Linked DNA regions of Homo sapiens: region 1 is linked to region 2. The links are chromatin contacts, found by Hi-C or POLR2A ChIA-PET in ENCODE. All regions are on one chromosome and are shown on one strand. The core of a region is the stretch at or near the end of the contact, and the rest is flanking DNA. Distances in the headings are between cores, read along the strand shown.

The links. A loop is a pair of places that touch in the nucleus more often than their neighbours do. ChIA-PET counts read pairs that join two places held with the same protein, here RNA polymerase II (POLR2A). Pooled maps may share reads with other maps.
Region 1: a pooled map shows a loop between it and region 2 (2.4-fold over the local background). The contact joins two enhancer-like sites. A Hi-C loop is called at or near these places in 6 of 50 pooled maps. POLR2A ChIA-PET finds 5 or more read pairs at or near these places in 7 of 52 experiments (A549, CD4-positive, alpha-beta T cell, CD8-positive, alpha-beta memory T cell and 4 more).

The regions. Positions count from the first base shown.
Region 1 is chr10:74,054,429-74,058,118 of GRCh38, forward strand. All of the region lies in intron 2 of VCL (vinculin), which reads left to right. Among named protein-coding and RNA genes, the nearest start is that of VCL, 58 kb to the left of the region's middle. Within about 2 kb of position 1,728, at least 8 of the 41 ENCODE cell types and tissues checked have a DNase peak (open chromatin) inside an H3K27ac peak, as active enhancers do.
Region 2 is chr10:73,864,065-73,868,088 of GRCh38, forward strand. The region is part of intron 2 of CAMK2G (calcium/calmodulin dependent protein kinase II gamma); the gene reads right to left. Among named protein-coding and RNA genes, the nearest start is that of CAMK2G, 8.5 kb to the right of the region's middle. Within about 2 kb of position 1,872, at least 17 of the 41 ENCODE cell types and tissues checked have a DNase peak (open chromatin) inside an H3K27ac peak, as active enhancers do.

The sequences.
Region 1 (3,690 bases), core at 478-2,977, 190 kb after region 2:
TCTCCAGACTGTGTTCTTCTTCTTTTAATCTACATCCTAGTTTTTGCCAGTTTTCTTCATAAGTGAAAAATATCCTCTTATTGTATCTATCACTTCATTTTGTGTTTAGGTTGCCACGCCTGTAACTCTTTTATTACATTCTACTGTAGAACAGTGATTGCCTACTTTTTTTCAGCATAAGGACCTTTAAGTAATAATAGTGAAATTTTAGGCTGGGCGTGGTGGCTCACGCCTTTAATCCTAGCACTTCGGGAGGCCAGGGCAGGAGGATTACTTGAGGCCAGGAGTTCAAGACCAGTGTAGCCAACATGGTGAAATCCCGTCTCTACCAAAAATACAAAAATTAGCTGGGCGTGATGCTGCACACCTGTAGGCCCAGCTACTCGGGTGACTGAGGCAGGAGAACTGCTTGAGCCTGGGAGGTGGAGGTTGCAGTGAGCTGAGATCACGCCATTGCACTTCAGCCTGGGTGACAGAGCAAGACTATGTCTCAAAAAAAAACAAAAACAGAAAAACCAACAACAAAATAATAATAGTGAGATTTTAAATTATTTCTTGATTAAGAAATGCATAAAAACAAAAAGATACAGGCCGGGTGCGATGGCTCACACCTGTAATCCCAGCCTTTTGGGAGGCTAAGGTGGGCAGATCACTTGAGGTCAGGAGTTCAAGACCAGTCTGGCTAACATGGTGGAAACCCGTCTCTACTAAAAATACAGAAATTAGCTGGGCATGGTGAGGAGTGCCTGTAGTCCCAGCTACTTGGGAGGCTGAGGTGGGAGAATGGCTTGAACCTGGGAGGCAGAGATTGCAGTGAGTGGAGATCATGTCACTGCACCCTAGTCTGAGTGACAAAGTGAGACTCTATTTCAAACAAACAAACAAATGATACAGTGAATTTCATAATATTTTATTTTATTTTATATAATTTTTTGAGACAGGATCTTGCTATGTCACCTAGGCTGGAATGTAGTTGTGTGATCACAACTCATTGCAGCCTCAGCCTCCTGGGCTCAGGTGATCCTCTCATCTCAGCCTCCCAGGTACCTGGGACTATAGGCATGCATGCTACCATACCTGGCTAACTAAAAGAAAAAAAAAATTTTTTTTTTTTTAGAGATGGGATCTCACTATGTTGTCCAGGTGGGTCTAGAACTCCTGGGTTCAGTCAATCCTCCCAGAATACTGGGATTATAGGCGTTAGCCACCACGCCTGGCCAATTTAGTAATATTTTAAGATAATTTAAAAATTTTATTCATCACAACAGAATCAACATACATTTGAAAACTGCTAGTATCTGTAAGACACTCTTGCTTGTATACTCAGTCTATTTCTGCTGCAACCCTAGTATGAGATGGAGGAAGGACTGTGGAGCTGATGGACCAGGAGGTAGCAGAGTTCTTGATTGAACTCTGCACACTCAGAATCTGCACTGACGCTAGATTTGACAAGAGAATAAGGGAAGAAGGGAGAAAGAACAGGACTGGTTATTCAGGTTTTAAAGGATTTAAAGATTGTGACTTATACACATCTTTAAAATAAACTACTTACCAAGACTTGAGGAACATATAGCTTGGGCAGCTGTAACGTTTGTTCCTCTCCCATTCTTTCCCAACATGCTGCTTCCCCTTCAGTTATCAATTGACTTGGACAGAGTCCTGTTTTATTTGAAGTCAAAACTGGCTGCATACCCTCCTAATCTCAATAATCTGAAATAAGAGAATTTAGTGAGCCTGTGGGTTTTGTGTGTGTGTGTGCTCATGATGGGTGTGTGTGTGTGTTTAGGCTTTGTTATCTAGTATACATCCTCTAGCAAAGGGTTTGGTGTTTCCCTTGAAATGTTTTGAATGTTTTCAATATGACTCATTGTGGGTTATTTTTTAAAATTCAGTTTTCCCCTTAGCTTTATTGAGATATAATTGACAAATGGAAATTGTATATATTTAAGCTGCATCCTTGTGGTTTTATTTTTAGTTTTGGGTGTACTCATGCAGTGTCCTGTACTATCACTGTTTGGCCTTGATAAGAACAAGAAGTCCACTTTGCATTATGTTGTACTTTAAGAGAGTTGGGACAGGGAAAGGAATACTTTGTGGATGAGGTCTGTAGGATCTTTAAATGTAGGAGTACAGGGTTGGAACAGCATGTATTAATATTATCACACAGTGTACACCCGTGTGAGTTGGTGCTGCATACTTGCTACTTGAATTAGATTAAAGCTTGTCATTGTACTCTGTGTTCCTGACTCCCTCCTAAAAACTGTAACTATGCTTGTGGCCTTCAGTCAGGTGTCTAGGTGACTAATGGCTGAGGATCCTTGACCTTTCTCAAAATGGCAACTCCAGGAGCAAAGCATATCAGCTATTACTGATATGCCACAGAATGCGTCCATCTCTACTGTTTTAAAGTACAATCTGTGCCAAATGCTTCATATTAACATAGAAAAGAAATTTCTTCACCTATCTCCTGAGTCTTTTGAAATCTTCACATATATTATTTTCTAAATTATTATTATTTAAAATTTTCTTAAAGATGGAGTCTTGCTCTGTCTCCCAGGCTGGATAGAGTACAGTGGCATGATCTTAGCTCACTGTAACCTCAGACTTCTGGGATCAAACAATTCTCCCCTCAGCCTCCTGAATAGCTGGGGCTACAGGTACATGCCATCATGCATGGCTAATTTTTTAAAATTTTTCGTAGAGATAGGGTCTCGCTACGTAGTCTAGGCTGTTCTCAAACTCCTGGGCTCAAGCAATCCTCCCACCTCAGCCTCCCAAAGCGCTGGGATTATAGGTGTGAGTCACCATCCCTGGCTCTATTTTTATTATTTAAAAAAAAATTATATGTATATATAAATTCCAGTGAATTGATAGAGGCAGTACTTCCTATTTGAAGCATACTAGAATGGCTGAACTCTCAGTTGCTGATGCCTGAAATTTTATATTGGAGTTCATTCCTTAGGTTAACAATTTAAATCTTAAATATCTAATGAAGGGATAATTTGGGGGGCCTTAGCAGTCATTTTCACTTAGATCTTTGTCTGAAGGTAGGTTCTTAATATGCGGGAAGGCAGAGAGAGCTTGAGGGCCTGCCTGTACCCCAAACCCCTGTCTTCTCACTCAGGCCTTATATTATGAAGGGTCTGGACTTTAATATTATCTTCAAATAAGGCCATGTATGTAGTCACAGGAAAAAAAGAAGTTTTAAAAGATGTTGTTCATGGCCAGGTGTGGTGGCTCACGTTGTAATCCCAGCACTTTGGGAGGCTGAGGTGGCCAGATTGCTTGAGCCCAGGAGTTCAAGACCAGCCTGGGCAACATGGCAAAACCCCATCTCTATTAAAAATACAAAAAATTACCTGGGCATGGTGGCATGCACCTGTAGTCCCAGTTACTCGGGAGGCTAAGGTAGGAGGATCACTTGAGCCCAGGAGGTCAAGGCTGTGGTGAGCCGTGATCGTGCCACTGCACTCCAGCCCAGACAAAAGTTGATCATGCAATTAAAATATTAAATGTAAGCACTTAAATAGACCACCATTTTTATGAACCTGTTTTGGCATTTCTTCATTTTTAAATATGATGGACTTCTCAGACTGGGAAGTGATCTATGCCTTTCTTGATGTCTGAAAGACCCTGACAGGATGGGAAGGGAAGGGAAGATCTCAACAAGGGCTAAGAAAAGAGGAAGAA
Region 2 (4,024 bases), core at 622-3,121:
CTGGGCGCGGTGGGTCACGCCTGTAATCCCAGTCCAGTACTTTGGGAGGCCAAGGTGGGTGGATCACTTGAGGTCAGGAGTTCAAGACCAGCCTGGCCAACATGGCAAAACCCCATCTCTACTAAAAATACAAAATTTAGCCAAATGTGCTCACTAGAACCCAGGAGGTGGAGGCTGCAGTGAGCCAAGATTGGGCCACTACACTCCAGCTTGGGGTGACAGAGCAAGTCAAAAAAAAAAAAGAAATATTTACTGAGGCCTACTATGTGACAGACAGTATTCAAGATGCTAGGAAGACAGTGGCGAACAAAACAGACAAAAATCCCTGCCCTCATGGAGCTGACACTCTAGTGGGTTGTGTATGGGGGAGGGATGGACAGTAAGAAAACTCAACAGCACGTTAGATGTCACGGCAAGTGCTGCGTAGAAAAAGCAGAGAAAGTGGGGAGTGCAGATTTGAGTAGGGCAGTCCAAGAAAGCCTCAGTAAGGAGGTGACATTTGATTAGGACCCAAAGTAGGTGAGACAGTGAGCCAGGCACATTATCTTGGGAAAGAGGTTCCTCACTTCTTTTGTTTGTTTTTTTTGCTTTTTTTTGAGATGGAGTCTTACTCTGTTGCCCAGGCTGGAGTGCAGTGGCATGATCTCGGCTCACTGCAAGCTCCGCCTCCCAGGTTCACGCCCTTCTCCTGCCTCAGCCTCCCGAGTAGCTGGGACTGCAGGCGCCCATCACCATGCCCGGCTAATTTTTTTGTATTTTTCAGTAGAGACGGGGTTTCACTGTGTTAGCCAGGATGGTCTCGATCTCCTGACCTTATGATCCGCCTGCCTCGGCCTCCCAAAGTGCTGGGATTACAGGCGTGAGCCACGGCACCCGGCCAAGAGGTTCCTCACTTCTAAAATAGAGACAGCAAGATCTGAGGTTTAACTGAGGTGGTACAGGTCAAGAGTTTTGCATAAGGTCTGGCATATAGCTCCTTTCCAAGGGCCCAGTGAGAAGCTTGACAGGGTCTCCTGGGCTGGGCTTGTGGCCACAGCTATCACCAGAGACACTGTGAATGGGACCCACTGTCCCCTCAGCCCAGGCAGATGCAGGGTCTGCAACACAGCAACTAAGCCCTCCTGCCTGGCTTCTGGGCTCCCCACATGGTCCTCCATTGCAGTCCTGGAGGTGGAGTGTCCCTCCCTGTTTTGGCGGGGCCCACCTGTGTCTACAGTCTGCAGGTGATGGGCAGCAACAGGGGCTCCTCAGAGAGAGGGGAACGCCGCAGGAAGTGCCACTGTCCGCTTCCCTCCTCTTCCTCGCAGCCGTGGCACCCTGCCATCCACAAGCTCTCCTCAATGAACAGAGCAGTTTCTACCTGCCCCGCTCTCCCCGTTCCTGCTGCCACATACTGCCCGGCCACCACCCAGCCTCTCCAGCTGTTGTCTCCTGTCTCTTCCCCTGACACTTCCTGTCCTGTAGTCACATCCAGGGCTGGCCCACGGCTGCAAAAAAGCAGAGGGTCCATCCCAGCAGCAGTGGCAGCAGAGGGGTTCCAGGATGGAGTAGTGGTTTCTAGAGCATCTTTCCCAAAAGCAAGGGCATCCCAGCTGGACGCAGCATCTCCAACCCCAAAAAGGGCGAGGCCACTGAATGGGCTTGGTCCACAGTGGGAGGGCCCTGGCTCGGCATCTCAAGGTGCTGCAAAGGTGTCTCCCCTTGAGACACCCCTCCTTCCAGTAACCACTAGGGAGAGGCTCAGACCTTCCAAGGTGGACCCTCCTCCACGCACCTTTCTACCAGGCTCATCCCCGCCCCTCCCACAGCCCAGCCCCCCCCTTCCTGTTTGACAACTGCCACTTCCCGCTTTTGCACAGGGCCACTTCCTGCCTGCCTGTGTGCTACTGCCATGGAGAGACCCACCCCTGCCGGCCTTCAGCCCAGCTCCAACCACAGCCCTCTGCAGGTTTTCCCCATCATTAGCAGAGGTGGCAACAGGAGCAGAAAGCAGAAGCAGCTCCAGCCTTTCCCCAGCAGCCTGCCTAGACCAGAGTGGTCTGAGCCCAGGCCAGAGCCAGGCCCTGGGAAACAAGGATCCTAGAAACCCAACCTCTCCCGCCTTCTGCCCAAGTGCTTCAGGACTTGGTCCAAGGTGCCACGATTTCACAGGAAGGGCAGCAAGAAGTGACCAGATGCACCAGGGGAGGCAGAAAAGAGGAAGCAGATAGGGAGGTGATAGCTTGCAGCCAAGGGGTGCACCAAGCCTGCCCCTGAACCACCTCCCCCTCTGGCCTGAAGACAGAAGCCTACTCCAATGCCCTTTCCTTCCTCTGCCAGGTCAGGGGGCCAGGGAGGGCTGGCCACAGATTCTCCATGGCCCTCTCAGGGATGGGCCTGCTTGACTTAGTGACATTTTCCTAAAAAAAAAACACAAATGCCAGCACTAGCTTCAAATAAGATCCTGCTGCCACGTAAACATACAATCCTCTGTACGTGGGAAAGGATGCACATTCCTACTCTGACTGAGGACTCTCCCAAGTTCCAATCTCAAAGACATTCTTAACTTTGTAAAGGGTATTTTGCAGGTCTGTGCCTATGACCCTAAACATGGATGTGAGAAACTTCCTGCAACCCCACTGATTTCAGGGCTCCATGGGAGGCGGCCTCACTTGCTGCCCTCCTGAGTGCCTTTCATCTTCTTCCCAAGCAGCAGAGGCCGCCGTCTGGTCCCCTTGGCACTCTGAGGAGCAGAAACAAGGACATCGCAGGGATTTGATGTCATAATCCACCTTCCCCAGCTGCTTATGCACAGCCCTGGGCCTGGGACACTGACCAGTGGGAATCCCAAGCCACGATCCCACCGACCTCACCCTGACACTGTGATGCCACATCCCTTCCTCTTTGAATCTCACTCTAAAGATGCAAAGAGTCTCCAATTAAAAGCAAAGTCCATCCGACACACAAGAGCAGGACCATGGTTTCTAATGCCCTCACACATGTACACCTGGTGACTAGCTGGGGGCTGTGATACAGAGGGACGGGGCCTGAAATGGTCCCATGTGAACCCCCAAGGCTCTGTGCATGTACCCAGCATCCTCCCCTTATCTTCAACCCTCACTCAAGCAGTTTTAACTTGGTGACACAAAGACCTGAGCCCCACTTTGGCCTCTGGATCTCAAGGCAAGGGAAGCGAGAGGCTCCAAGAAATGCCCTATAGCGAAAAGGCCCTCAATCAGCTTTGACAGAGAAAATCCCCAAGGGGTCACTAGCAAGCCCCAAGAAGGCAAGGCTCTGCCTGGGGGCACTCTGGCTGCTCTCAAGGGCCAGAAAAGGGTCAGCCGTCTGTTCTCCATGCCCCCCGGCAGGGCTCCCGGTGCCTGCAGCCTTTGCCCACTGTTTTGGTGACATTTCCTTCATGGTAACCAGCCCCAAGTAAAACATCCCAGGAAGCAGCCCCTAAAAATAGCTCCTCCCAGGGCAGCAGCAAGCAGGGGGGAAGGGAAAGAAAGGGAGGAGAAAAGAGGGGAGCAGATGGGAAGCTGCGGCTGCTGCTGATAGGGCCCAGGAAGCGGAGATGGTGTTGGGGAGGAGTGGCTGGAAATCTCCCCACCGCACAGCCCAGAGAGGTGGGTACAGACGGGAATGGGGCCTCAGCCAGCAACGAGGAGGGATTTGCTCCACCAGGCTTGGAGCTTGGGGCCTAGATGGAGAGGTGTGAGGTGATATGCCAAGATTCATCACAGGAACAAAGTATCCAGAACCTGTGTTTTAAAGAAAGGCGCCAAGGAGTGGGTGGAGGCCACACGGCCTGAGGACGCTGGGTCTGAGCCCTGGCAAAGTCATGGGCACCTGCAGCACAAAACCAAAAAAGAAAAAAAAGACCCCAGACAAAGCTTTTGTGCTTTGATTTCCCCAGCGGTCCTGCGGCAGATCTGTCTGGCCATGGGTAGGTGACAAAGGGGCTCTGCAGAGAGGCATTCAAGAGGTGCAAAGTGCCCATCTCCTCCTGTCACCACCCTTTTGGCACCCATGGGATCAGGCC